Linked DNA regions of Homo sapiens: region 1 is linked to region 2. Evidence: read pairs that join two places in POLR2A ChIA-PET (ENCODE). Cell type or tissue: OCI-LY7. All regions are shown on one strand. Each heading gives the region's core, and the rest is flanking DNA. Links, peaks and the distances in the headings are about the cores only.

What was found. ChIA-PET counts read pairs that join two places held together with the same protein. Peaks named below come from ENCODE experiments on the same cell type or tissue, not always from the same donor. Only the 100,000 strongest peaks of a DNase experiment are listed, where the experiment ranks them.
Region 1: POLR2A ChIA-PET joins it to region 2 with 5 read pairs; 7 of 35 experiments call an interaction of 5 or more read pairs at or near these places.

The regions. Positions count from the first base shown.
Region 1 is chr15:72,045,714-72,061,025 of GRCh38, forward strand. It overlaps MYO9A (myosin IXA), which reads right to left. Exons shown (of 42, transcript NM_006901.4): 2 at 11-921. The coding sequence starts at 850. Among named protein-coding and RNA genes, the nearest start is that of MYO9A-AS1, 60 kb to the left of the region's middle. In OCI-LY7, for the core only: no CTCF peak of the experiment used is centred there; DNase peaks (open chromatin) are centred at 4,338 and 5,738; H3K4me3 peaks cover 549 bases; H3K27ac peaks cover 1,387 bases.
Region 2 is chr15:72,100,744-72,116,055 of GRCh38, forward strand. The region is part of intron 1 of MYO9A (myosin IXA); the gene reads right to left. It also overlaps a transcript of SENP8 not described here. Among named protein-coding and RNA genes, the nearest start is that of MYO9A, 9.8 kb to the right of the region's middle. RefSeq lists an enhancer at 1,325-1,835. In OCI-LY7, for the core only: no CTCF peak of the experiment used is centred there; no DNase peak of the experiment used is centred there; H3K27ac peaks cover 209 bases.

The DNA of each region.
Region 1 (15,312 bases), core at 4,096-8,095, 55 kb before region 2:
ATATATTTACCTCAAGTACTGGTCCAGCTCCAAGAATAATCTGTTCTACTCCACTGGCAAATCCTTTCTGACTGAGAGCAGTAAGGTGGTGAATAAGAAAGTTTGTGCTTTGAGTCTTCCCAGAACCACTCTCTCCTGAAATCACGATGCACTGATTCTTTTTGCGCTGAAGCATGGCATGATAAGCTACATCAGCCACAGCATAAATGTGGGGCTCAAGTTTTCCCAGTTGGTGGTTATCATACATTTTGACATATTTGGGGTTATAAATAGGAAGAAACTTGAATGGGTTAATAACTATTAGAATACTGCCAACATAGGTATAAATTTTTTCATGCTTAAAGCGATTTCGTAGGTTTTCTAAGAGAGTTTTCTCATTCAAATCAGGTAAACTACATAAATCATCAAAGTCTTTCTGTTGAGGCTGTGGAAGAAAACCCCGTTCCATCATCCTGCGACGTTCTTCTGTTACCCGTAGCCATGACTGCAGGCTACCATAATGGATTGATCCATCAAGGTTTTTCTCTCTCAGAAGGAAGCGGTAGTCCTCTCCACTTAAGCGATTTTCCAGAGCCATTCGGGGCCACAGCATCATTCGCTGAACTGGACAATCTGTTGGATTGAGAATCCATTCTTCTCCACCAAATTCCTTTACCTCTGCTAGAACATAACATTTTGTTTTGTCAAGATGAAGTTTGTTTATAAGAGACTCAATCACCTCAGCAGCTGTGGAGTTTTTTCTGGCAGGAATCGGACAGTAGATTGTCCCTTCTGAAATAGCCCCAGGATATATCCGTAATGTATGTTCATTATCTTCAAAGCGTCGTCTTCCTCCATCATTTATATTCATATTGGATCCTGTCCCATCAGCATGGATAGTATATGTTCAAAGTCGTGCAAACCATTTTCTTGGTAAAATAACTGTAACATAAAAGATGCAAAATATTTAGAAGTAAATACACATTGCTTTCTGATGCTCAAGAAAGAAAAGCTTAACAAGCATGTTGATTACATCTTCTAAAACACAAAATACTAACTCTTGTCTTAGCACAGCAACAGTTTCATTGAGACCACATAATATTAAGTTTCACTGTCCAAATCTAGGCACTTTCTAAAATAGTAACTTGCCAAAAAAAACATATATTTCAATGTTTTATTATACAAAAATCCAAAGAGTACAAAGAAAAATTATTTTTCCCCTGCTGTCTCAAATGTTTGTAAGGAACTTGGGATTAGAACCAAGTTCTTTCCTTATACTTAACAAAGACTGGATTAAGACAGAATAACCATGCAAATCTAATTGCCCTGTACCCAAAATTTCTTAAGGATAAAGCAAAAACAAGAAAGCATCCCAACAATGGAGCAAAAATTTTGTAAAATTTGTTAAAAACAGCAAGAAGATAGATAAACATAGAAATTACATAAAACCAAGAAAATGATGAGAGAAACCAACTAAGGAGATAGACATATATTTTCAAGGAATTCTAGGCTCTGACTCACTCCCTCCCACAAGGTGGGAAGGAGAAGGGAGTTTGGCAAGAGTGACAAAAGAATCCTGCCCCTGACTTGCTAGGCAAATTTAACACAATTATACAACTAGGCACCACTACAAATTTTATTCAGCTTCCCTTTTTCCTTCAATGCTACCATTATATCTTTTTACCTAACCTTATTTATTGCATTCCTTACAAGTATTCTGCATTTTCTTCCCATCTTCTCGAACCTCGTATACAGTATATTACACTTCTAGAAGAATGATTTCAACTTTTATACCTCACTGAGAAAATAGTGATTTCCTTCAAATGGCTTCTCCAACTCAAAATTTATTCCTATCTTTACCTCATCTATCTTATTCCATTCCTGTCTTCTACTGAGAAAATATGCCCCACACACTTTCCAGGGCTGATAAAACCTGTTTCTTATCTTCATTAGTTAGTTATATGCCCCCAAAAAACTACTCTCATGTGTCATCAATATTTACCTTATTTATTTCATCCTTTAACATATAAGGATGATGTGCTATTAAAAAAATAATAAGAAGAAATACTTTCAGTTACTTCCTTTTTTTTTTTTTTTTTTTTTGAGACAGGGTCTTGTTCTGTCACCCAGGCTAGAGTACAGCGGCATGATCTTGGCTCACTGCACCCTCCATCACCCGGGCTCAGGTGATCCTCTCACCTCAACCTGGCTGGGACTACAGGTGTGCGCCACCTTGCCTGGCTAATTTTTGTATTTTTAGTAGAGATGGGGTTTCACCATGTTGCCCAGGGTACTATCTATCCTCTCATACTACTACATATTTGTCAAAGTCTTCTAATCAAGAAACTATTTTTTCCTGTTTGCCTAGATGGTCTTTCAAACACAGAGATTAATACAAAACATATAAAAAAAACCCAGCCATATAGGCCAGGAGTGGTGGCTCATATCTGTAATCTCAACACTTTGGGAAGCCAAGGCGGGCGGATCACCTGAGGTCAGGAGTTCGAGATCAGCCTGGCCAACATGGTGAAACCCTGTCTGTACTAAAAATACAAAATTAGCCAGGCATGGTGGCACGTCCCTGTAATCCCAGCTACTCAGGGGCCTGAGGCAGGAGAATCACTTGAACCCGGGAGGCAGAGGTTACAGTGAGCTGAGGTCGCACCCCTACACTCCAGCCTGGGTGACAGAATGAGACTGTCTCAAAAAAAAAAAAAATTAAAAAAGAAATAAACTAGTGAGGAAAGGACAAACTATTCACTGTGGTACTGGTTCAATTGCTAATCTGAGTTGGAGTGAAGAAAATTAACAGTCCTATCTCATAGCATACTGAAAATAGATTCCATCTATGGATCTGTACCTATCAATCTGTTCTGGGCTCTATAGTCTGTTCCATAGGTCTATTTTTCCACCCCTGAACCTCTGTTAATTACTACAGTCCTATAATAAATTTTGGTATCTGAAGGGCACATTACCTTAATGTGTTGTTCTTTACAAATTTTACCTTGGCTATTTACACTACCATAAAAATGTTTAAGTTTGCATGTTTACTATCGTGAAAAAAAACCTTTTCAGATTTTAATACTGCATTGACTTTACAGATTAATATTGGACAGAACTGACATCTAATTGACTCTTCTCATTCATGAACACCATGCTGTTGGCTTTTAAAAATTACAACTATATTTTTCACTTCTAAAGTTTTTGTCATTTTCAAATCCACCTCATCTTTTTTCCGCCGATTTACATTTCAAAATTATTTATACTTAAGGGCTATTACTCCTTTTCTTTTTGAAAACCCTCAGTATGTAATTTAATATTTTTCAGACTAACACTGAAATGTCATCCAGACGGAACTGCTCTTATGGTTATTTCATATCTTCCTTAGCATGAGATGAGTTCATATATTTGAGAATTTAGCTTTACAAGTGCACTTTTGATGGAACTTCTTTTGTTTTTCATACAAACACTTACTGAGAACATGTTTACTACTTTTTTAAGAGAACTACAGTATCATAAATATATTTTTAAAAATTAAAAATTTTGGTATTAAATGATCAATTGATATTCAAATTTCCAAATTTCCTCAGTTATCTCATAAATATTTTTCTTACAGATAGTCTAGCTGGAGATTCTGCTCTGCAATAACAGTGAGGATATACTCTGAGTTACCAGGTTCCTAGTTGTATAGCTATGTTTGCTTTCCTGAATCCCTAAGTGTTTGCTTCATATACGCTATGGCATCTGGCAGCAGTCAGCAGCAAATCTTCTTACAGCCAGGGAGGCTGTGACCTGTACCACTCCAGGAGATGTACTAAGTTAAGGGGTCCCCAACCTCTGGGCCATGGACCAGTGCCAGTCCATGGCCTGTCAGAAACTGGGCCGCACAGCAGAAGATGAGCAGCAGGCAAGTAAGCATTACTGCCTGGGCTCTGCCTCCTGTCAGATCGTCAGCAGCATGAGATTGTCATAGAAGCATTAAGCACTATTGTGAACTGCATATGCAAGGGATCTAAACTGCATGCTCCTTATGAGAATCTAACTAATGCCAGAGAATCTAACTAATCATCTAATACCTGATGATCTGAGGCAGAATAGTTTCATCCCAAAACCATCCCCTACTACCCCATCTGTGGAAAAATTTTCATCTATGAAACCAGTCCCTGGTGCCAAAAAGGTTAAAGACCACTGTACTAAGTAACTACAATCTAATCCCTAAAGTTGTATAATATGGCAGCCCTGGAAGTAAACTTAGAAACATCTTTTTTAACAGGAGTCCTATCTTGGACCACTGTTTCCAACAATAAGCCCAACTCTAATTACACTTCCCCATTACTTCAAAGCAGCCAAAATCACACCTGCTCCTTCCTGAAACAGAAGTGTTTACCTTTTTTGAGTCCTAGTTTTGTCAGTTTGGTTTTATCTTTGTTATTTTATCAATTACTGCTTTGTGGGTTTTTTTGTTTTGTTTTTTTTTTTACAAAAAGGAGGGTTTGTCTCAAAATACCACTCAGAAATCCATCTTGATCACAAGCCAGTCCTTACTAAACAGCTTGGAAAATCTGTACTTGCAAATCCGAGACATGAGCTTTCATCAAAATCATCTGGGGAGCTTTTTCAAAACGTACATTACCAGCCGGGTGCGGTGGCTCACACCTGTAATCCCAGCACTTTGGGAGGCCGAGGCGGATAGATCACGAGGTCAGGAGATCAGGACCATCCTGGCTAACATGGTGAAACCCCATCTCTACTGAAAATACAAAAATTAGCCAGGCATGGTGGTGGGCACCTGCAGCCCCAGCTACTCCGGAGGCTGAGGCAGGAGAATGGCGTGGACCCTGGAGGCAGAGCTTGCAGTGAGCCAAGATCATGCCACTGCACTCCAGCCTGGGTGACAGAGCAAGACTCCGTCTCTAAATAAATAAATAAATAAATAAACAAACAAACAAACAAAATTTTTTTTTAAATGTACATTACCAGGCTCAACAATAGTTATGAGTTGAGGAAATGCAGGTAATTCTGTTATTGCTGGTCCAGAAAATAGTATTTGAAAATCACCATATTCCCAAATATTTGGGAACTCACTTTCTACTCCCTTACCACTCTTCCCACATAGCAAGCTACTTGACAATGCTCCGGAGAAGTCACAAAATTCCACAGAGTTGGTAATCCAAAGGTCTTTCCTCATTCTTCATTTTAACACACCACACTATGGCATGACTAAAGCAGCCAATTTCTAGTTCTTGAAAGTGTACTCACATAGTTATTTTTCTTGTAGTCTTCCTGATAGTCTTGCTCTTTTTCTGACTCACTCCTACAGCTCCTTTTCCATTAACTCACTTTATTTTGTTGTTGTTTTGTTTTGTTTTTGTATTTGTTTTTGTTTTATAGAGCCAGGGTCTGTCTCTGTCATGCAGGCTGGAGTACAATGGCACAATCATGGCTCACTGCAGCCTCAACCTTCTGGACTCAAGTGATCCTCCTGCCTCAGTCTCCCGAGTAGCTGGGACTGTAAGTGCATGCCACCGATGGCAGCAGCGGCCCATCTATAGCGGCCACTGCCATGATACCAGCTGCAGTGGGGGAGGTGCAGCCAGGACTGCGTGCTCCATGGAGGCAGCAGAAGCCAGGAACAGGTGGGAACCCTGCCACCTTCTGAGTTGACAGGGCAGGAGTTTCGTGCTCCCTAGGTGCAGCTGCGGCCACCTGCCCAGGTGGGCTGCAGACCCAGGCATCACTGTGCTCTTGGGGGATGGGAGCAGGCAGGAGCCCCACCCTCCCAGGCACAGCTGCAGCCGCCCAAGCTGCAGCTGCAGACCCAGGCATGTCTGCACTCTCAGAGGCCCAGGAAGGCCCCCCGCCCAGTCCCTGCAGGCTCAGAGGTGTTTGCTCCCACTGCCTGGCCTCTCCTCACTCCCAGCACCCACTCCAATCTCAGAGAAAGGTTGGGTCCGAGACTGGGCACTGTCACAGCCTGGCCAAGTGTGCACACGCTCCAGATAGCACTGATACACCAGCCCCCTGCCACCTTGGCCCCCTCTAAACTTTGGGTGCCTACAAACACTAGAGGGAGGCTGAGGGGGTACTGAGGGCAGCTCAGTACCTGTAGGCACCCCCTGTCACAAACAGCCTGGGCACCATGAACAGCAGGAGGAGGCAGGCAGGCTCCTGGGCAAAAGGAGGCAGGTCCCTGGTGAAACCCCACCTTCAAGCCAGGGAAGGCCTGAAGCCTGGGGACCAGGCTTTCCATTGGCACCCGATGACCAGAGTGGGAACTTGTGGTGCTTTCTCCAGGCTCACCCATGGTTGTCAATGAACCAATCAGTACACACACCCTCCCTGCTGAGACCTATAAAAGCCTGAACTCAGCCAGACTTGGGGAGACAACCACCTGCCAGTTGCAGAGAAAAGGTGCCCACCCCAGGGTCTCCTCTCTGCCGGGAGTTGAGAAGATGATGGGACAACCAGCTGCAGGGAGAAGCTACCCACCCCAGGGTCTCCTCTGCTGAAAGCTGAAGAGATATCCAACTACCAGCTGCAGTGAGGAGCTACCCACTCCACGGTCTCCACTCTGCTGACAGCTGAACACTCATCAGGACACCCGAACACTCATCAGGACACCCTGGCTGCAGAGAGGAGCTACCCACTGCGAGTCTCCTCTGAGCTATTCTATCACTCGATAAAGCTCCCCTTCACCTTGCTCACCTTCCACTTGTCCGTGTACCTCGTTCTTCCTGGGTACAGAACAAGAACTCAGGACCTGCCGAATGGCAGGACTAAAAGAGCTATAACACAAACAGGGCTGAAATACGCCCCTTGTTCGTCCCATTGTAGGCAACAGAAGGAGAGAAGAGAGAAGGAGAAAAGAGCTAAGGCCCTTCATGGAGTCCAGACCTGGGGGCTCCCCAAGCCAGGGCTCTGACACCCTCTTTGGGGCTCTACGGTTCCTGGCATCTTCAAGCTTCCGAGCACCACTGCATTCCCCAGTGCCAGCCATGGAAGCTGCTTGAGGTATGCCTGATCCACAGCCTTGCAAGGAAGCCAGCGCCTATGCCAGCACCCGGAGCTGCCTGCCCCGCTGCAGCCAGCATGCTCGGTTGTGTAGAGTGGCCAAACTCCTCACTCACTCACACACCCTCCTTTGGTAGGTGTGGGATCCAGGCTGGTAGTGCAAGCCAAACACAGCCTGCCATTCAGAGTGATCAGAATAAGCCCAGCAGGCCCAAGAAAAACTCAGGCAGAGGCGCCAGTGGCCACAGACGTTTCCAGCCTGAAAAGTATCACCCCAAGAAGTATCACCCCATAGCAAGATGGAATGCTGCCCAGGCCGGTCCACAAAGCCAAAAACTTTTACTATATGCTCCTTTACAGGAAAATTCTGCTGACGGTTGTTCTAGGGTAGCCACTAAAAAAGACTTTTTTTTAGGCTGGGCCTGGTGGCTCACGCCTATAATCCCAGCACTTTGGGAGGCCAAGGCAGGCGGATCACTTAAGGTCAGGAGATCGAGACCAGCCTGGCCAACATGGTGAAACCCTGTCCCTATTAAAAGTACAAAAAAAAAAATTAGCCAAGCAGGGTGCTGCGTGCCTGTAATCCCAGCTACTCAGGACACTGAGGCAGGAGAATCGCTTGAACTCAGGAGGCGCAGGTTGCAGTAAGCCAAGATCACACCACTGCACTCCAGCCTGGGCAACTGAGTGAGACTCCGTCTCAAAGAAAAAAAAAAAGGTTTTTTAAGTGTAACTTTCCATGTGGCACATATACACCACGGAATACTATGCAGCCATAAAAAAGAATGAGATAATGTCCTTTATAGCAATATGGATGGAGCTGGAGGCCATTATCCTAAGCAAACTAACGCAAGAACAGAAAACCAAACACCACACTTATAAATGGAAGCTAAAAACTGAGTAGACATGAACACAAAGAAGGGAGCAATAGACACAAGAGCCTACTTGAGGGTGAAGGGTGGAAGGAAGGCGAGGATCGAAAAACTACCTATCGGGTACTGCTGTGCTTATTACCTGGGTAACAAAATAATCTGTACACCAAACCCCTGAAACACACAATTTATCTAAAGAACCAACCTGTACATGTACTCCTGAAACTAAAAGTTAAAAATAATTATGTATAACTTTTCAACTAGTAGAGTGAAAAAACAGAATAATGAGTTCAAAAGAAAGCAAGAAAGGAGAAGAGAAAAAAGTCAGAATAGGTAGATCAAATAGAAAACAAATAGTAAAGTTTTAAAGCTAAATACAACAGTAATTATATTATATTACATGTAAATGCTCCAGTTAAAAGACAAAGATGGTCAAAGTTTTAAAATTCAACTATCTGCTGTTTTCAGTAGACACACATCTATAACATAAGGATACAGAATCAGAAAGTATTTTTTTAAAAGGAGAAGAAATACCATGCAAACACTAGCCAAAAGAAAGCTGGTATAATCAAAATAACATCAAGCAAAACAGGAAAATAAAATTGAATTAAACATCTCTTAAGGGTTTTTTTTAGCCCTTCCATACTATTATTTTAGGCTTAGGCCTGAGAGAAAGGTCTCTGGATATCACTGGTATTCTTGAAAAGAAGTACAAAACAGAAAAAGATTACAAGAAGTTAAGGAGGAAGCCACAGAGTGGCAAGTAAGTAGCTAGCAGATGTTGATCGAATCTGCTACAAAGAAAGCAGGAGTAGGGCCAGGCGCAGTGGTTCACATCTGTAATCCCAGCACTCTGGGGGGCCGAGGCGGGCGAATCACAAGGTCAGGAGTTCGAGGCCAGCCTGGCCAAGATGGTGAAACCCCACCTCTACTAAAAATACAAAAATTAGCCAGGCATGGTGGTGTCCGCCTGTAGTACCAGCTGCTTGGGAGGCTGAAGCAGGAGAATCACTTGAACCCAGGAGGCAGACGTTGAAGTGAGTAAAGTGAGTAGAGATCGTGCCACTGCACTCCAGCCTGGAGACACAGCGAGACTCTGTCTCAAAAAAAAAAAAAAAAAAAAAAAAAGCAGGAGTATTGTGAGTGAAATGTTTATTAGTTAGGGGGCTTGGGAACACAACTGTATGATTATAAATAAGATCAAGCAAGGAAGCAGAAACTAAAAACTGAAGAAAAAGAAGGTCTAACTGGTAAGCCAAAGTTCCTTGGTAAGCAAGACTAAATGAGATTAAGGTCAAAGGTGGACAGATGTCTCTCAGAAAGGAAAAAAAAAGGACACTTTTACTGAAAGAATTAAAAAAAAAAAAGATGGGCAGAGAAACAGAATTTGAGATAAGATGTGACGAGACTGTATATCAGCTAATCATTACTAGAAAGAATATAAAAGCCCAAGTTTTACCTATAGCAGATCAACGTCAAGTAAAAGCAAAAGTGGGTGCTGAAAGAAAACATATTTTGTACCATTTCAGTTGAAGAAAATGTAATGGAAGAAATAAATTATCAGGCTGGGCACAGTGGTGCGTGCCCATAGTCATAGCTATTTGAAAGGCTGAGGTGGGAGGACTGCTTGAGCACAGGAGTTCAAGACCAGCCCGGGCAATATACCAAGACCCCATCTCTAAATAAATAAAATGTTAATAGTTGGCAGGCCACATGTAGAATGAAAACCTCTCACCTTATACAAAAATCAACTCAAAATGGATCAAGGACTTAAATCTAAGACCTGAATAAAAATTCTACAAGATAATGTCAGAAAAACCCTCCCAGGCCTTGGCTTAGGCAAAGACTTTATGACCAAGAACCCAAAAGCAAATGCAACAAAAACAAAGATGAATAAATGGGACTTAATTAAAGAGCCTTTGCACAGAAAAAGAAAAAATCAGCAAAAAGACAACCCACAGAGTGTAAGAAAATCTTCACAATGTGTATATCCAATAAAGGACTAATATCCAGAATCTACAAGGAACTCAAACAAATTAGCAAGAAAAAAACAAACAATCCCATCAAAAAGTAGGCTAAGGACATGAATAGACATCTCAAAAGAAGATACACAAAAGGTCAACAAACATGAAAAAATGCTCAACAGCATTAATGATGAGGGAAATGCAAAACAAAATAACAATGTGATACCACCTTACTCCTGCAAGAATGGCCATAAAAAAAATCAAAAAAATAATAGATGCTGGCAGGGATGTGGTGAAAAGAGAACACACTTTGACACTGATGGTAGGAATGTAAAATACATTCACTATATGTAAAATACAACCACTATAAAAAACAGCATGGAGATTCCTTAAAGAACTAAAAGTAGGGCAGGTGCGGTGGCTCACGCCTATAATCCCAGCACTTTAGGAGGCCAAGGCAGGTGGATCACCTGAGGTCAGGAGTTCGAGACCACCCTGACCAACATGGCGAAACCCCATCCCTAATAAAAATGTAAAAATTAGCTGGGCATGGTGGCACGGGCCTGTAGCCCCAACTACTCAGGAGGCTGAGGCACAAGAATCACTTGAACCCGGGAGGCAAAGGTTGTAGTGAGCCCAAATTATGCCACTGTGCTCCAACCTGCACAACAGGGTATCACCCAGTTGCCACTACTGAGTACCTACCCAGAGAAAAAGAAGTCATTTATACAAAAAAAGATACTCCCACAGGCATGTTTATAGCAGCACAATTCACAACTGCAAAAATATAGAACCAGCCCAAATGCCCATCAATCAATGAGTGGATAAAGAAATTGTGGTCAATATACACCATGGAATACTACTCAGCCATAAAAAGGAACAAAATAATGGCATTCACAGTGACCTGGATGGAACTGGAGACCATTAATCTAAGTGAAGTAACTCAGGAATGCAAAACCAAACATCGTATGTTCTCGCTCATAAGCAGGAGCTAAGCTATGAGGATTCAAAGGTGTAAGAATGACACAGTGAACTTTGGGGACTTGGGGGAAAAGGTGGGAGGTGGGTGAGGGATAACAAATTGGGTATAGTGTATACTGCTCAGGCGATGGGTGCACCAAAATCTCAGAAATCACCACTAAAGAACTTACTCAGCTGGGCGCAGTGGCTCACGCCTGTTAATCCCAGTACTTTGGGAGGTCGAGGCAGGCAGATCACCTGAGGTCAGGAGTTCAAGACCAGCCTGGCCAACATGGCAAAACTCCGTCTCTACTAAAAATACAAAAATGGCTGGGCACAGTGGCTCACACCTGTAATCCCTGCACTTTGGGAGGCTGAGGCGGGCGGATCACCTGAGGTCAGAAGTTCAAGACCAGCCTAGCCAACATGGTGAAACGCTGTCTTTACTAAAAGTACAAAAATTAGCCAGGCATGGTGGGTGCCTATAATCCCAGCTACTCAGGAGGCCGAGGCAGGAGAATTGCTTGAACCTGGGAGGCGGAGGTTGCAGTGAGCCGAGATTGCACCACCGTACTCCAGCCTGGGTGACAAGAGCAAGACTCTGTCTCAGGAAAAAAAAAAAATTAGCCAGGTGTGGTGGCACATGCCTGTAATCTCAGCTATTTGGGAGGCTGAGGCAGAATCGCTTGAACCCGGGAGGCGGAGGTTGCAGTGAGCAGAGATCACACCACTGAACTCCAGCCTTGACGAGAGAGCAAGACTCCATCTCAAAAATAAAAATTAAAAATAAAAAAAACTTACTCATGCAACCAAGCATCACTTGTTCCCCAAAAAACTATGAAAATAAAAAATAAAACATAACGTGAATTATTGTATGACACACTAGTATATGTGTATCAGCTTAGCCTGACCAGTAAGTACTCTGTACCTTCTTCAAAATTACTGTTTTCCTTTGAAAAACTATTTCTCCTCCTTGTCATTCCATCTTTGTCATCGAACATAGTTTGAATGAACTGACCTCATTCCCCAGATAAGGGAGAAGAGAGACATTTGCTGTGACCCAGGCCCAGTCAATCAATTTATTTCATTACTCTTAGCCACAGTGGCTGACTACTGAGATTCTGTACTGGAATTTTTGCTGCAACTGTCGGAAAAGAAGCTTTCTTCCCACACCAGGGCCGCTAAGCTAGAAAGATCTAAACCTACAGCTGCTGGCAGCCATATTCCCTGAATGCATAAAAGAAGGCTCTGCAATAAAAGAAAATGAAACTAACACACACAGCAAAATCTTATCAACATATTTGAGCCACTGAATCCAGTTGTGCCTCAAATAAGCTAGACCACTGAAATTCCTTGTTAAGTGTGCCAATCAATTCCCTTTTATTCCCTGAGCCACTCTGAGGTAGGTTTCTGTTCTCTACAATCAAAAGAACCCATTATAATGGGTAGTATTTCAGTGCAATACCCTTTGAGGATACAGGTCGCCCTTGTTATCCAAATTCCTGATTTCAAAAAATCTCACAACCTAAACTCAAGAACCAAATACGTTTGAGTAAACTTCTGGAATTTCCTTCATTATCTTGTTATTTGCTATGCAAACTTTAGGAAACAAACAGATTCAAATAAGGCAGTACCCCCTGACATTCAAATTCACTATCCAAACTGAAGAATTAAGCAAACATGAATAGTGGGAGATAGCTGTAAAGTCAACCATGCAGAAATATGGAAAAGAATTTATAACGTAAAATTTTTAAATCTAGAAAATTGCACATAAAGGTATACATATATTTTAAAATGGGTTAAAACACTGGGCTTTTGGGAAATCTTCACATTTTCCATCTATAGTTATAATCAAAAATAAGTTTGATATACATTACCTAATTTGAGTTGAACAGCAATTCTTAGACAAAAATAAACTATTACCTTTCAAATCAGAAAATCAAGACCTAAAGAGCAAAAAAAACTATGAAAATATACGATAAAGATGACATTTCAAGTCAGCAGAGAAAAAACGATTACTAAATAAATGATGTGGGGATAGCTGACCATAAGAATAAAACAATACACGTAAAGAACTAAGCACATTACTGGCATTTATATAGCAATCAGACAATGCTGTATCTTTTATATAGAAAATTATTTAATATTCTTTTTATTCTCTATCTCAATGTAGACACTTCAAAAGTATATGCTAACAGTATATGCTAACGAGGTAAGAAAGTTGCTGTGGTTTAGCAGGGTGTGGTTCAGAATAGGCCAGCTTATGATGTTATTCACTGGACTGAGTTAGAAGGGACTAATTACAGAGGAAAACTGTGGTGAAGAAAGAAAACAGGGAATAAAGAGTTTCCTTTAAACTAGAAGTTCAGTTAAAGAAATTAAAAAGTACCTAAGGATTTTTAATGCAGTGTTCTGTGCAGTGTTCTGCAGTGTGTTATTAAAATTTACTTTTCAAAATATATACATTAATTTTGTTTTTGCTTTTTTATCAAAAACTTTGATTCTGCTTTAGAAGTTTTACATAAATTAAAATCTTTATCAAATGTTAATATGAAGGGAGGCACAGGATGCAACATATATAGTCAAGTTACCTCTCTGTATATTTAGAAATTACTTTCTCCTCCAAGGTATTTGCAACAGAAAGCTCTGTCTGTCCTGCTTAATAATCAGTAGTACAGGTTGGAATCAAAGTTCCTCTTGGGGAAATGGCAAGTCTTTAGGACAGGCGAGACCCTGTATGAATAGTACCAAAGCATTACTGCATGGTAGAGAACACACTCAATTAAAAATGTTAAGCTATCTGAAAAATAAAATGTGCAAGTCTTCAGGATGGCACAAAACAAAGGTTAATGCTTCTTGGGGCACATTTCTTAGAGGGCTTGCTGAGTGTGTAAATATAATCGACTTTTGTTTGTGTTACATGACTTCTGTGACTTCACTGAAAATCTGCACAATTCAGTTTCAGCTCTGGATTACTTCAGTTGACCTTTGTGAAGGTTTTTATCTGTGTAGAATGGGTGTTTGACTTGTTTTAGCCTATTACGTTTTTATTTTCTTTCACTCTGTATTAAAAGTAAAACTTACTAAAAGAAAAGAGGTTTGTGTTCACATTAAATGGTTTTGGATTGGCTTTTTTTAGTGAGGCTTTCTGAACATTGAGATATCCTGAACTTAGAGCTCTTCAATCCTAAGATTTTCATGAAAAGCCTCTCACTTGAACCCAAACCAGAGTACTCTTACTGCCTCTTTTCTAAATGTTCAGGAAAAGCATCGTCAGTTCAGTCTTTTCAGAATGAGGGAGAAACATTTGCCTGCCTTGTAATAACAAGACTCAGCGCTTATTTTTTTAAACTGCATTTTAAAAATTGGATAGTATAATAACAATAAGGAGTAAGCCACCTTTTATAGGCACCCTGTAGTTTTATAGTTCTTAATCCAAACATTTTATATTTCCTTCTTTTGGAAAAAACCTACATGCTACAAGCCACCATATGCACAGACTATACAGTGAGTTGAGTTGCCTCTCCCACAGTCTTTGAGGCGAATTACAAAAGTCCAGCCATTATCATCTTCCTGAGTTATTATTTTGAACTGATTTTTTTGTACATTTTGGCTGCAGTATTGGTGGTAGAATATACTATAATATGGATCATCTCTACTTCTGTATTTATTTATTTATTACTAGACCTCAACCACAGTCTTCTTTTTCCCCTTCCACTGTCTTCTTTTTCCCCTTCCACCTCTCTTTGCCTGTAAGATGTACTGTATGTAGTCATGCACTTTGTATTAATATATTAGAAATCTACAGATCTGTTTTGTACTTTTTATACTGTTGGATACTTATAATCAAAACTTTTACTAGGGTATTGAATAAATCTAGTCTTATTAGAAAATAAAAAATAAAAATAAAAAATAAATAAAAAATAAAAGAGCCACTGGTGAGGGTAGGAAAGACAGTCTTGAACTGCCAACACCACCCTATCCTCTAGCAGCAGCCATGTTGTCCAGAGACAGAATCTGTGTACCTGTGGGAGAGATAGCACAGAGATTGTGGGACTTTGCATTGAAACTCAGTGCTGCCCCGTCACAGGAGAAAGCAGCACAGGGCAGAATTCAGCCGGCATCTATGGAGGGAGCATTTAGACGAGCCCTAATCAGAGAGGAATTGTCCATCCCAGTGGTTGGAACCTGAGTTCTGGCTAGCCCTACCATGGCAAGCTAAAGTACTCTGGGATCATACATAAACTTAGAAGGCAGTCTAGGCCACTAGGACTTCAATTCCTGGGCAAGTCTTGGTGTTGTGTGCACTTGGAATCAGTGGACTTGAGGTGCACATGACCCAGTGAGACACCAGCTAGGGCAGCCCAAACAGTGCTTGCATTACCCCTCCCCCAGCACCAGGCAGCACAGCTTGTAGCTCCAGGAGAACCTCCTTCTGCTTAAGGAGAGGAAAGAGTCACGTTGTCTTACAACTTGGATATCAGCTCAGCCACAATACAGTAAAGCACCAAGCACAGTCCTGATGC
Region 2 (15,312 bases), core at 4,297-8,296:
TGAGGAGACCCTCCACCCGGCAGCTGCCCCGTCTGAGAAATGAGGAGCCTCTCCGCCCGGCAGCCACCCCGTCTGGGAAGTGAGGAGCGTCTCCGCCCGGCCAGCCGCCCCGTCCGGGAGGGAGGTGGGGGGGGTCAGCCCCCCGCCGGCCAGCCGCCCGGTCCGGGAGGGAGGTGGGGGGGGTCAGCCCCCCGCCCGGCCAGCCGCCGCGTCCCGGAGGGAGGTGGGGGGGTCAGCCCCCCGCCTGGCCAGCCGCCCCGTCCGGGAGGGAGGTAGGCGGGTCAGCCCCCCGCCCGGCCAGCCGCCCCGTCAGGGAGGGAGGTGGGGGGTTCAGCCCCCCGCCAGGCCAGCCGCCCCGTCCGGGAGGGAGGTCGGGGCATCAGCCTCCCGCCCGGCCAGCCGCCCCGTCTGGGAGGTGAGGGGTGCCTCTGCCTGGCCGCCCCTACTGGGAAGTGAGGAGCCCCTCTGCCCGGCCAGCCGCCCCGTCCGGGAGGGAGGTGGGGGGGTCAGCCCCCCGCCCGGCCAGCCGCCCCGTCAGGGAGGGAGGTGGGTTCAGCCCCCCGCCAGGCCAGCCGCCCCGTCCGGGAGGGAGGTCGGGGCGTCAGCCTCCCGCCCGGCCAGCCGCCCCATCTGGGAGGTGAGGGGCGCCTCTGCCTGGCCGCCCCTACTGGGAAGTGAGGAGCCCCTCTGCCAGGCCAGCCGCCCCGTCCGGGAGGGAGGTGGCGGGGTCAGCCCCCCGCCCGGCCAGCCGCCCCGTCCGGGAGGGAGGTGGGGGGGTCAGCCCCCCGCCCGGCCAGCCGCCCCGTCCGGGAGGTGAGGGGCGCCTCTGCCCGGCCGCCCCTACTGGGAAGTGAGGAGCCCCTCTGCCCGGCCAGCCGCCCCATCCAGGAGGGAGGTGGGGGGGTCAGGCCCCGCCCGGCCAGCCGCCCCGTCTGGGAGGGAGGTGGGGGGGGTCAGCCCCCCGCCCGGCCAGCCGCCCCGTCTGGGAGGTGAGGGGCGCCTCTGCCCGGCCGCCCCTACTGGGAAGTGAGGAGCCCCTCTGCCAGGCCAGCCGCCCCGTCCGGGAGGGAGGTGGCGGGGTCAGCCCCCCGCCCGGCCAGCCGCCCCGTCCGGGAGGGAGGTGGGGGGGTCAGCCCCCGACCGGCCAGCGGCCCCGCCCGGGAGGTGAGGGGCGCCTCTGCCCGGCCGCCCCTACTGGGAAGTGAGGAGCCCCTCTGCCCGGCCACCACCCCGTCTGGGAGGTGTGCCCAACAGCTCATTGAGAACGGGCCAGGATGACAATGGCGGCTTTGTGGAATAGAAAGGCGGGAAAGGTGGGGAAAAGATTGAGAAATCGGATGGTTGCCGTGTCTGTGTAGAAAGAAGTAGACATGGGAGACTTTTCATTTTGTTCTGTACTAAGAAAACTTCTGCCTTGGGATCCTGTTGATCTGTGACCTTACCCCCAACCCTGTGCTCTCTGAAACATGTGCTGTGTCCACTCAGGGTTAAACGGATTAAGGGCGGTGCAAGATGTGCTTTGTTAAACAGATGCTTGAAGGCAGCATGCTCGTTAAGAGTCATCACCACTCCCTAATCTCAAGTACCCAGGGACACAAATACTGCGGAAGGCCGCAGGGTCCTCTGCCTAGGAAAACCAGAGACCTTTGTTCACTTGTTTATCTGCTGACCTTCCCTCCACTATTGTCCTATGACCCTGCCAAATCCCCCTCTGTGAGAAACACCCAAGAATTATCAATAAAAAATAAATAAATTTAAAAAAAAAAAAAAAAAGAAATAACAGATTAGGTGGTTCCATGGTGTAATGGTGAGCACTCTGGACTCTGAATCCAGAAATAACAGATATATCAGAAAGCCAATCAATACAATCAACCACATCTCAAAAAAATCCAAGAAAATTCAGTAGTTATACACGTCTCTAATGGAGTCTTGGCAAAAGAAAAACAGAAGCTTCCTTGATTCGATAAAAGGTATCTACAAAGCCTACACCATGCTTAATGAGGAAAGGTTGAACATTTTTCCCTTGAGATGAGAAACAAGACAAAGATGGCCCTATAAAGTCCTATCAACATTATGCTGGAGATCTCAGGCAGCAAAGGAAAGCAGGAAAAAAATAAAAGGTATAAGGATTAGAAACAAGAGACAAAATTGTCATTATTTGCATATGACATAATTATATATATAGGAAATCCAGAAGAATCTACAGATAAATTCAAATTATATATGGTTTTTTTTGTTGTTGTTTCTTTGTTTTTTGAGATGGAATCTCACTCTGTCACCCAGGCTGGAGTGCAGTGGTGCGATCTCTGTTCACTGAACCTCCACTCCCGGGTTCAAGTGATTCTCCTCGGCTGAGGAAGGAGAATCACTTGAGCCTGGCAGGCGGAGGTTGCAGTGAGCCAAGATTGCGCCACTGCACTCCAGCCTGGGTGGCAGAGTAAGACTAAGTCTCAAGAAAAAAAAAAAGCAGCAGCAGAAGCAGAAGCAGCAGCAGAAGCAGCAGCAGCAGAAGGAGAAGCAGAGGCAGCAGCAGAAGCAGCAGCAAGCAGCAGCAGCAGAAGCAGAAGCAGCAGCAAGCAGCAGCAGCAGAAGCAGAAGCAGCAGCAAGCAGAGACAGAAGCAGCAGCAGAAGCAGAAGCAGCAGCAGCAGAAGCAGCAGCAAGCAGCAAGCAGCAGCAGAAGCAGCAGCAGCAGAAGCAGAAGCAGCAGCAGAAGAAGAAGCAGCAGCAGAAGCAGAAGCAGCGCAGAAGCAGAAGCAGTGGCAGCAGAAGCAGCAGAAGCAGTGGAAGCAGAAGCAGCAGAAGCAGTGGAAGCAGAAGCAGCAGAAGCAGTGGAAGCAGAAGCAGCAGAAGCAGTGGAAGCAGAAGAAGCAACAGAAGAAGCAGAAGAAGAAACAGAAGAAGCAGAAGTAACAGAAGAAGCAGCAGCAGAAGCAGAAGAATTTCACAAATACTGAACTAATTTTTTAGATTACATAATATACACATAGTATTATTATATGCACATGAAGTTCAAAAACAAGGAAAACTATATTGTTTAAGGATGTATAGCTAGGACTTAAAATTATGAAGCAAAGCAAAAAACAGTCACAAAGGTCAGGATAATAACTACCTCCACTGAGGGGGGATATGTTGACAAGGATGGTGAGGTTGGAGGGAAGCACTTCTGGCTTGTTGACCTGGGCAATGACAACACTAATATTCACTTTATTATTTCCCTTAAACTGAACATTTTATGCCTTCTCTTGTATACAGATGGTCCACAACTTATGACGGTTCAACTTACAGTTTTTCAACTTTAGCACAGTGCAAAATCGATATGCATTCAGTAGAAACCATACTTCAAATTTTGAATTTTTATCTTTTCCCAGGCTAGCAATATGCAGTATGATACTTTCTCATAATGCTGGGCAGCAGCAGAAAGCAGCAGCTCTCACAAGGGTAAACAACTGATCCTCAATAGTATATACTGTGTTGCCAGATGATTCTGTCCAACTGTAGGCTAATGTGTTCTGAGCGCATTTAAGGAAGGCTAAGCTAAGCTATTATATTTGGTAGGTTAGGTGTAATAAATGCATTTTCGACTTATGGTATTTTCAACTTACAATGGGTTTATCAGGATGTAACCCCACTGTAAGTAAGGAAGCATCAGTATATGAATGAAAAGGAAAAATAACAACTGCATGTAACTAGTATGGTAATTTAATATACGGTAATATAAGTCTGGTACCTAGTGTGCATTTTTTAAAAGCTACCATAATTACAAAATGTTCTGTATCCTCCCCAGTGCCTACACATCAGGAAGTTGGTCATGGTAGATGCTCAAATATTTTGATCAATAAATGAAACAACTTCCATTCTGATTAAACGAAGTAAAAGACAATTTAGATCTGAATGATTCCCTAAACCAACTGTCATTCTACAAGCCCAGAGACTGAATTCTTTATATCCCAACAGACTATTCCCTCTGCCTTTAGCATTTTCCTGATCTCTTTCTCTTCATTCATAGGATACATCTGTTCTGCCCTACTATACTGTAAGAAGCTGTACATTAAATGCTTAGAATCCTATACATAATCTGAGATTTAAGACAAAAAAAGAGAAAGAAGAAAGGTTAAAGTTAAGGGGAAATGGTACATAAGATGTACATAAGAGCAGAATTTTCAGGAAAACCCAGTGAAGATACAATGTATCCTTACATGAAAACATTCAAGACATGGGCTTTTTTTTAGTTCTAATGATTCAAGGAGTCAGGAAACAGTGAAATAAAGCAGGAAACAGTGAAATAAAGCAGGCAAATCATCTACTGTCCCTTCAGACCTAGGTACCATACCAAAATATATCTACTGTTTTTTTCCTAAAATTATCTCAACAACAACAAAACAGAACAAAGATACCTCTGAAAGCTACAAGACTCTTCTGGAAAAAATCAGCTCCTTCTCAGTCACTTGGGAAAAACACTTTTTTCTTTTTCCTTTTTTCTCTTTTAAGAGACAGGGTCTTGCTCTATTGCCCAGGCTGTTGGACTACTACCGTGGCATGATCATTATGGCTCAGTGTAACCTCGAACTCCTGGGCTCAAGTGATCCTCCCATGTCAGCCTTCCCAGTAGCTAGGACCACAGGCACACACCACAATGCTTGGCTAGTTCTTTTGTTTGTTTTGGTAGAGACAGGGTCTCATTATGTTGCCCAAGCTGGTTTCAAACTGCTGGCCTCAAGCAACCTTACTGCCTCAGCCTCCCGAAATGCTGGGAAAGCTTTTTTTTTTTTTTTTTTTTTTTTGAGACAGTTTCCCTCTTGTTGCCCAGGCTGGAGCACAATGGCATGATCTTGGCTCACCGCAACTTCCGCCTCCCAGGTTGAAGCGATTCTCCTGCCTCAGCCTCCCTAGTAGCTGGGATTACAGGCATGTGCCACCACGCCCAGCTAATTTTGTATTTTTAGTAGAGATGGGGTTTCTACATGTTGGTCAGGCTGGTCTTGAACTCTCAACCTCAGGTGATCCACCGGCCTCGGCCTCCCAAAGTGCTGGGATTACAGGCATAAGCCACCATGCCCTGCGGGGAAAGCTTTATTTTTTAATCAATTTATTCAATATGTATTACTTACACATAGTTCAAAAGATTAAACATAAATATCCTTCAGAACCAAACTCACTGAATAAAACTATGGTACATCCGTATAATAGAATATTGTGTCTCCGTAAAAAAGAATGAGAAACATCTTATATACCAATACGAAGTCCTCTCCAGCATACAGTAAGTGGAAAAAAAAGAAAAGGTACAGAACAGAATACATGGTATGCTACCTTTAGCATATGAAAAGAGAATACATATATTTTATTTTTGAAAGAAAAATATTAGGATGATTAATCAAAGACTTACAAAAATGGTTACGTATAGAGGAGTGAGAAAACAGGATGAAAAAGATGGGGATGAAAATGAGATTCCTGGCCAGGCACAATGACTCATGCCTGTAATCTCAGCACTCTGGGAGGCTGAGACAGGAGGACTGCTTGAGGCCAGGAGTTCAAAACCAGCCTGGGCAACATAGCAAGACCCCATCCCTACTAAAATAAAATGTAATTTAAAAAAATAATTAGGAAGGCACAGTGGCACGCACCTATAGTATTAGCTACTCAGAAGGCTAAGGCAGAAGGATGGCTTGAACCCAAGAGTTCAAGGCTGCAGTGATGTATGATTGTGCCACTGCACTTGCTCTATCACTCCAGCCTGGGTGACAGAGCAAGACCTCATCTCTAAAAACATTTAAGAAAATAAAAATCCTTTTTTTATATGGTTTCTCTTTCTGAACTATGTAAGTGCTTTACATATTCAAAGAATAAAATCAAGGGTTTTTTTTTATTTTTTTTTTGAAATAGGGTTTCACTCTGTCACCCAGGTTGGAGTGCAGCAGCGCAATCACAGGTCACTGCAGCCTCAACCTCCTGGGCTCAAGCAAACCTCCCACCTTAGGCTCCCAAAGTGCTGGGATTACAGGCGTGAGCCATAGCACCCAGCCAAATTAAGTCTAAAAACAGGAAAAGCAAATCCTAAAATAAAATAAGTAGACCTAACTGCATATTAAACTGGTAACAATCAAACTGAGAAAATCATTATTTCAAGTGACTTTTGAACATAGTACTACTTACAATAGGTACATTCTTAGTAGGATACAGTCTAAGGACAAAAAGAAATGCAAAGAAATTTTGAGTCTCACTGAGCAGTTTCATTTATTTTTGAAACTATTTTATAAATACTTAGAAAAAACATACATCAATGTTAATAAAAACTATGATTTTCAACGTAAAGGAGATTAAAACAAAAATAATTTAACAAACTAAAAGGAGGAGGAGGAAGAAGAGTAGGGAGAAGAGAAGGAAGAAACCCATAATGTTAAACTTGAGTAAGAATTATCAAGATGATATCATGCTTTTTACTCCCTCCTGTCAAGAGCCTCAATGACAGCCCAATAACAAGGAGCATACTTAGCACCTAAATAGTGGTTTCTAAATACAATCTCGGCAGAGTGTAGTGACTCATGCCTGTAATCCTAGCACTTTGGGAGGCTGAGGCAGGCAGATCACCTGAGGTCAGGAGTCCCAGACCAGCCTGGTCAACATGGTGAAACCCTGTCTCTACTAAAAATACAAAAATTAGCGAAGTATAGTGGCGCGCGCCTGTAATCCCAGCTACTCCAGAGGCTGAGGCAGGAGAATCACTTGAACCCCGGAGGCAGAAGTTGCAGTGAGCCAAAATCGTGCCACTGCACTCCAGCCTGGGCGACAGAGCAAGACTTTGCCCCTCCCCTCCAAAAAATATTTTTTTTAATTAAATAAATATATAAATAAATACAATCCTCCACTGTAAGAAGACAAAGCTTCTTGGAGAAATTGCTGATTCCAAGTCTAAAGCAGGAAAAGTCCATGGTGAGCCAAGATATCGTGTACCCAAAAGTAAGGAATCATTCAAAGACTAATGGGTTCAGGAAAAAATAATTCAGGAACCTGTTTGAAGAAGCTCCCACTGTCCTTATTTGAGACAATTTGAGCATCAAAAAAAAAAAAACGTCTGCAAATGACTATAATACAACAAAAGTCATGAGACCATTAAAAACCTCATTTGCTACTATTGTAGATGACTATTACACAAATCCTCACTCTAAAAATTAAGGAAAAAATTAAGCATTTACTGTTCTCTTTTAATAGGAACTGTTGTTCACTCCCAGTTGATAAAGGTTACAAAGCTCTTATTAACTGAAGAATAACTAATAAATGAAAAAGAATTACAGAATTAGAAAAATCGCCATTTTGCAATCCTTAATTAAATACCTAAGGATCAAAAAAGATGCTAAAATTATTAGAGAAAGAATACTGAGAAATGGAATATTTGTATGGTACCAAAGTATCAGTCCCACAGATTATTGTACATAACAGGAGAAAAAATTTACTTTTAAAATGGAGACATAAGCAAACACCACCTTAAACCTATCGAACTTACATCACTGATAGGAGGACAGCTGACATTATGTGCCTCCCATTAACACACAACATGATATACAACATCACCTACAGAGTGTTCTTGCCAAAACTTTTTAATATGAATCTATTCAATCCTTTACAATATAACTTCCAGTTTACAGGACATACAAGCACCAGAAGAACAAGTTAAACAATCTAAGAAACAATCAGAAAACTCTAGAAAACAGGCCATTCTACAAGATGATTGGTCTCTTCAAAGACATTTCAATGTCACAGGGAAGAGAAATGTGGGAAGGAACTTCCTACATTGAGAGACTAAAAAGAGATAATCAAATGAAATGCAAAAACTAAAAGTGAGTTCTCTTTTGAAAAAAACATTTTTCAGGACAGTTGGGAAAATTCAAATATAAATTCAATATTAAATTAGGGTATTATTTTTCCTAGGTGTTGGTAATAGCACACTGGTGATACGAAAAATATGTATTTCTTAGAAAATATATACGAAGTATTTTGCAGTAAACTTGTCATGACACATACATTTTTTTTTTTTTTTTTGAGACAGAGTTTCACTCTTGTCACCCAGGCTGGAGGGCAATGGTGCAATCTCAGCTCACCACAACCTCCACCTCCCAGGTTGAAGTGATTCTCCTGCCTCAGTCTCCCGAGTAGCTGGGATTATAAGCACCCACCACCACGCCCAGCTAATTTTTGTATTTTTAGTAAAGACAGGGTTTCACCATGTTGGCCAGGCTGGTCTCAAACTCCTGACCTCAGGTGATCCACCTGCCTCGGCTTTCCAAAGTGCTGGGGTTACAGATGTGAGTCACGGCACCCAGCCGCAACTTACTTTCAAAAGGTTCTGCAAAAATATATACAATCACAGCCGGGCGTGGTGGCTCAGGCCTGTAATCCCAGCATTCTGGGAGGCCGAGGCAGCAGGCAGATCATGAGGTCAGGAGGTCGAGACCATCCTGACTAACACCGTGAAACGCCACCTCTACTAAAAATATAAAAAATTAGCCAGGCGTGGTGGCGGGTGCCTGTAGTCCCAGCTACTCGGGAGGCTGAGGCAGGAGAATGGTGTGAACCCAGGAGGTGGAGCATGCAGTGAGCCAAGATCATGCCACTGCACTCCAGCCTGGGTGACAGAGCAAGGCTCTGTCTAAAAAAAAAAAAAAAATACACACACACAATCACACAGGGAACAATAATGCAAATATGGATGGCATAACGCTATCTTTTGAATCTAGTTGATAGACATAATTAGTGTTCTCTTCCAACTTTTCTATTTCTTTAAGATCTTAATTATAAAACAATAGGGGAGGGAAGAAAGAGAACTAAAAGAAAACAGAGTTGCAAAAGCAAAATAAGACAAAAATATTAGTCGGGTGCAGTGGTTCACGCCTGTAATCACAGCATTTTGGGAGGCCAAGGCAGGCGGATCGCTTGAGGTCAGCAGTTTGAGACCAGTCTGGCCAATATGGTGAAACCCTGTCTCTATTAAAAATACAAAAATTAGCTGAGTGTGGTGGCACACACCTGTAATCCCAGCTACTTGGGACGCTGAGGCACAAGAATCAAGAATCACTTGAACCTCGAAAGTGGAGGCTGCAGTGAGCCAAGATCGCACCACTGCACTGTAGCCTGGGCGACAGAGCAAGACTCTGTCTCACAAAAAAATAAATAAATAAATAAGGCAAAAAAAATCTAAAAATCGTTTATAAACATGTCCACACAGTCACCTAAGAACTTTCTCCCTTACATTAAAAAAAAAAAAAAAATCTAGCCAGGCAGCGTAGTGGCACACATCTGTAGTACCAGCTACTCAGGAGGTTGAAGTGGGAGGACTGCTTGAGCCCAGGAGCTTGAGTCCAGCCTGGGCAATACAGTGAGATGCTGTCTCAAGAAAAAAACAAAAAGGAAATTCCAGGCCGGGTGTGGTGGCTCACACCTGTAATCCCAGCACTTTGGGAGGCCGAGGCAGGTAGATTACCTGAGGTCAGCAGTTGAAGACCTTCCTGGCCAACATGGCAAAACCCCATCTCTACTAAAAATACAAAAATTAGCTGGGCACGGTGGCAGGCACCTGTAATCCCAGCTACTTGGGAGGCTGAGGCAGGAGAATCACTTGAACCCGGAAGCCGGAGGTTGCAGTGAGCCGAAATTGCACCACTGCACTCCAGCCTGGGAGACAGAGCAAGACTCCATCTCAAAAAAAAAAAAAAAAAAAAAAAGAAAATTCCAGAGATTACTCAGCCCACTATCATCTGATCAATAAAAATAAACAGATTTCAAACAAATACTTACACACTACAAACAGCAATAGTACTAAAATCTGTCAATTATTTAAGGAATGTTTGTCATTGACAAACAGAACACATTTTGTTATGATAACTCACACTGAATCAAATACATTCTAAAATCCATTAATCTTATATGCTAAGACATCAAGAGAAGCATTTCTTTGCAGTATTTTTTCAAAAATATTTTTTAAATGCCCCAATGCCACAAGAAATATTTTAACTGAAAAAAATCACACTTGAAAGACAACTAGTAGACAGACTGCCCTAATATCTGCTTCTTTTAGCAACAAACTTTGATTAGCCATTTATTCTAAAAGCCACACAGTGAAATTCTTAAAATTCTTGATTTCGGCCGGGCATGGTGGCTCACGCCTGTAATCCCAGCACTTTGGGAGGCCGAAGCGGGCGGATCACAAGGTCAGGAGATCGAGACCATCCTGACTAACATGGTGAAGCCCTGTCTCTACTAAAAATACAAAAAATTAGCCGGGAGTGGTGGCAGGTGCCTGTATTCCCAGCTACTCGGGAGGCTGAGGCAGGAGAATGGCGTGAACCTGGGAGGCAGAGCTTGCAGTGAGCCGAGATTGCACCCCTGCACTCCAGCCTGGGCAACAGAGCGAGACTCCATCTCAAAAAAAAAAAAAAATTATTGATTTCACATTTAAACATAACAAGAAATAGGCTGCGCACAGTGGCTCACACCTATAATCCCAGCATTTTGGGAGGCCAAGGCAGGCAGATCGCTTGAGGTCAGGAGTTCAAGACCAGCTTGGTCAATATGGTGAAATCCTGTCTCTACTAAAAATACAAAATTAGCCGGGCATGGTGGCGTGCACCTGTAGTCCCAGCTACTCGGGAGGCTGAGGCACGAGAATCACTTGAACCCAGGAGGCAGAGGTTGCAGTGAGCCGAGATTGCGCCACTGCACTCCAGCCTGGGTGACAGAGTGAGATTGTCTTAAAAAAAAAAAAAAATTAATAAATAAAACAGGAAATAGACGTATTCAAGAGGGAAAAGGAAGACTTACTGAGTACCTACTATATGCTTGGTGCTTTACATAAAAATTTTTTTAACTCCAATGATAGTCTTATGAGGCAAATATTACCCCCAATTTTTTTTTTTTTTTTGAGGCAGGGTCTCACTCTGTTGCCCAGCCTGGAGTACAATGGCATGATTACAGATCACTGCAGCCTCGACCTCCCAGGTTCAAGTGATCCTCCCACCTCAGCCTCCCAAGTAGCTAGGACCATAGGTGAATGCCACCACACTCAGCTATTTAATAATAATTTTGTCATTTTTGTAGAGACAAGGTCTCCTATGTTGCCCAGGCTGGTCTCAAACTCCTAGGCTCAACTGATCCTCCTACCTCCACCTCTGCCTCCCAATTATCCCCAATTGAGAGATGAAAATTCTGACAAGCTCTCAAACGTTAACTGACTTGCCCATAAATGACAGTTCCAAAGTTATAAGGCTAGAACTTGAATCCAGGTCTGTTAGAAATCTAGGTTTGAGAATCCATATTCTCTCCACTTAATGGATTTAAGATTCACAGATATAAAAGCCTATCTAAGGAAAAAGAATATTTAAAAGAATACAGTTATATATTCAAAGAGCTACACAATCTTACAGTTTAAGAAAAATCAAAACTGAGAAAAAGTATGCTCCAAAATTATTGCTAATTGTAAAAAAAAATAAATAAATAAAAAAAACACACACAATTTTTAGCAAGCCAGCTGTCTATGACAGGACAGCTAGTCCATTCCTCACTGTACATGTAAAATTACACTTCAGTTGCCCGCTGGATGACCCCACTGCCAAAATACGCCAGCAACATAATTCACATTAAAACCCAGAGGCCTAACACTATTTGGAAAGTGCTTTACATGTTTACTATACCTATCCCAAGCATATTTACCACTCATAATTCATAGGCCATTTTCAGCAAATATACTTTGTTCTATCATATTATTTTCTGCCACTCTAAAATCATATTAAATGTATAAAACAAAAACACCTACCTAAATATAACATCTCACAAATAAACCTTAGTAGTATTATGTTATTTTGAACTTGTCTATTGTATGAAACTATGCCATAATTGTTTCTATAACATAAATTAGGTATGTTCTTTCTACAGGATCAAAATTCCAATACCTACACTCCTTGCATGTCTAAAGATACACACAAAATAGGTACAGAAACCTATATGTTAAAGGGTTTCCCATGTAAATTAAATCCTCTATGAGCTGGATTAGTGACTAGAAGAAGGCATGAGGCAGCTTGTAGAGTTCTAGTGATATTCTATATCTTGATGTAGATGTTAGTTACACTGGTATGTTCTTAGTGAAAATTCACTGAGCTATATATTTACCAGCTGTGTACTTTTTGTATATTTTATAATTTATAAAGTCTTATATTTTTAGGCTGGGCACAGTGGCTCAGCCTGTAATCCTAGCACTTTCAAAGGCTGAGGCAGGAGGATGGCTCTAGTCCAGGAGTTTAAGACCAGCCTGGGCAACACAGTGAGACCCTATTTTTTCTGAACTTATATTTTTTAAAATGCTCAATCTAAAAACTTGTTTTACTAAAAAGCACTGATATCATCCCTCTTACCAAAGTAGTCAAACCCTAGTGAAGAAAACAGACAAGTAATTAAGCTATTTCATTAGAGGACTATGATAGAAGTAATTACTATGTGCTACAGGAGCACATAAGAATGGTACCTAACTTAATCTGAAAAGAGGTAAAGGAAATCTTCCTGAAGAATATACACCTGAACTGAATCCTAAAGGTCAGACAGAAATTAGCCAAGCAAAGAAAGGGGAAAGTGGAAATCAGGGAAATAGAACATCAAATGTAAAAGACGAGAGAGAAAGCACATTACCTGAGAGGAAGCCTAAAGTCAGTAAGAGTGGATTAAAGTATGTAAGGAAGACAGCAAGTGAAGAAAAGCTAGAGAATTAAGAGTTAGATCATGAATGATCTCATACACATGCCATGCTACAGTTTAAACTCTATCCTGAAAGCAATGAGACAGCTTTTTTGAAGATTATTCAATAGGAAAGGACATGATTTGATTTTTATCTGTACTATACATGTCAAAATTATGGTGTGGGCCATGCTCACAACCCCATTTTGCGGTAAATTAGCCTGCACACTGTCCCATACTTTCCACCATTAAGATCTTTCCTGATACCCATATATACATACAAACACACAGCCAACAATAAATGGCCAAGAGTGGTGACATAACCTAAGTACACAGACTTGTTAGCAATCAATGAGAAAAAGAGCTGAGCCAAATCTGGAATTCAAACCAGAAAATCCTAGGGAAAAGGAAGAGGTTAGCAACAGGAGCTAACCTCTTTTAAAACGTTTTAAAACAATTGCAGCCAGGAGGCAAGATGTTGGCATGGGGGTCACATAGTAGTTATAAGGAGCAGAAATTAGTAATAAATGGAAGCTATGACATAGGGGGAAAAAAACTGAAGAAAGAAACGGTATCTAGGACAAGCTAACAATGGAGCACTGGAGTGGGGTCTCCAGCTTTATTAGGTTCTTGTTCTTCTTGAGAGCAAGTTTTATTAGGTTCTTTTTCTTCTTGAGAGCAAGTTAACTTTTCCTGGGTTCCCTTGTGTATGGTTCCTTTCAATAAGCACTTCATTACTTAAGGTAACTTGAGTCTCTTCCCTCCAAGTGAAAGAGCCTGACTAAAAGAGCATTTTAGAATACTTACTCCAACAGCAGTCAAGAGAATGAACAGGAGGGCATGACAAGAGGCAGAAGACAGAAGGCAAGAAGACCACTCAGCATTACAGAAGCCCAACAAACAGATATTTTCAGTTAAAATAAGATAGAGGCAACAAAAAGTAATAAGGAATGACCTGAAATATCATGAGGGAAAATGTACAAGGCAGTGACAGACTGGATGTTGGCAGTGAAGTACAGAGTGAAGCGGAGGGCAATTCCCAGGTTCCTGAAGGTTTCATGAGGAAAGAGTGGTGCCATTAATCAAGGTAGGAAATCGGGGGGAAGAAAAAATTTTGTTGCAGTTTCTGTCTCCGGCTCTCTCTCCACTGTTTTTGTGGGGGGAAAAGAGGCAGGAAGAGTTTTGTTTCCTAAATGTTTGGATTGAAGTGTTTGTGAAATGTGAATCAAAGTGGTGATATCCATTAGGCAGTGCTTTTACAGGGGTCTAGAGCAAAGGCAAGCACTCTAGACAGCAGTTCTAGACTTAGGAATCAATACATTAAGTCAATATTGTGGTTTTTAAAATGTCTGAAAAGTCTTTGACTAATATTTATTTCAAACTGAGTTAACATAACCAAAAATCACTCCAACTAAAAACCTTAATATTCTTGGCAAATCATATTTTCAAACCTCCTACATTTCTCTGCTATTAAAGACTGAACAAACTTCCACATAGTATAATCCAAATGATTAGGAAAGATGGAGTTTATATCGCTAACTTCTATTGAGGTACTTGTTAAAAAAAATCTAAGTTTACCCAATTTCCCTCAGGAACTATATACTACTAAAATAACTAAGGGAAAACAACTGTTAAAAATTCATATATTAGATAGTGAATCTCACTGTTAATGCTTAAACTAGAATAAGTTTTTTAAAGGCACTTAATCATGTAATTTACTAATTTAAATATTCAACTCTACCTGTAATTTAAATGTTGGGTTTCCATCCTAAAACCTTTTCTCCTCCCTTCTGTATGATTTTGCCTCCAAAATCTACTGCTATCAACCCAGAACCTGATACTGAGCTTCAGCCACAAATCCAAATGCCTAATGGTCATCTACATCTGACAGAACTACAGTCACCTAAACTGAACATGTCACAAATTAACCCCTCTATCCTTCCTCCTTGACAAAATAAAAACAAAATCCCACTCCTTCATGGGAATCCCCACCTCAGTGAAAGGCACAAGCCAGAAACCTAGATTTTATCCTGTATGCAACTTCTCCCCAACCCCAAATACAATAAAATCACCAACTCAACTCCGAATATCCAAGTTCAGATCCAGTCTCACCATTTGCCTGGATAACCCTAATATTCCTGGCCTTTAGTCTTATTCTACTCTTCAATTCACTGCAGCCAGAATGACTTTTTTAAAATGCAAATCTGATCATTCCAGTCCCCTGCTTTAAAATCCTTCAATAATTTAATAAATATTATAATCATCATCACAGCTAGTCACACTGTGGAAGCTCAGAGGTTCAATGAGAAATTTAGTTACATCCTTTCTGTAGGTTCAACATAAAAGAATCATCAGGAATTTTTTTCAACTCACAAAATTATTTAAACATACATATAACATCAGACACATTTAAAAGAAAAGCATGTAACATTGTTGGTAAAAGCAAAACACCAAAAATAACCTCCAGTCCACAAAAATGGAATACTATCCAGCCAGTAAATGAGGCACTTCCATATGTATTGTTAAGAAATGACCTCTAGGATGTAGTATTAAGTAAAAAAAACAGGCTATGTATAGAATGTAAAGTATGCAACCATTT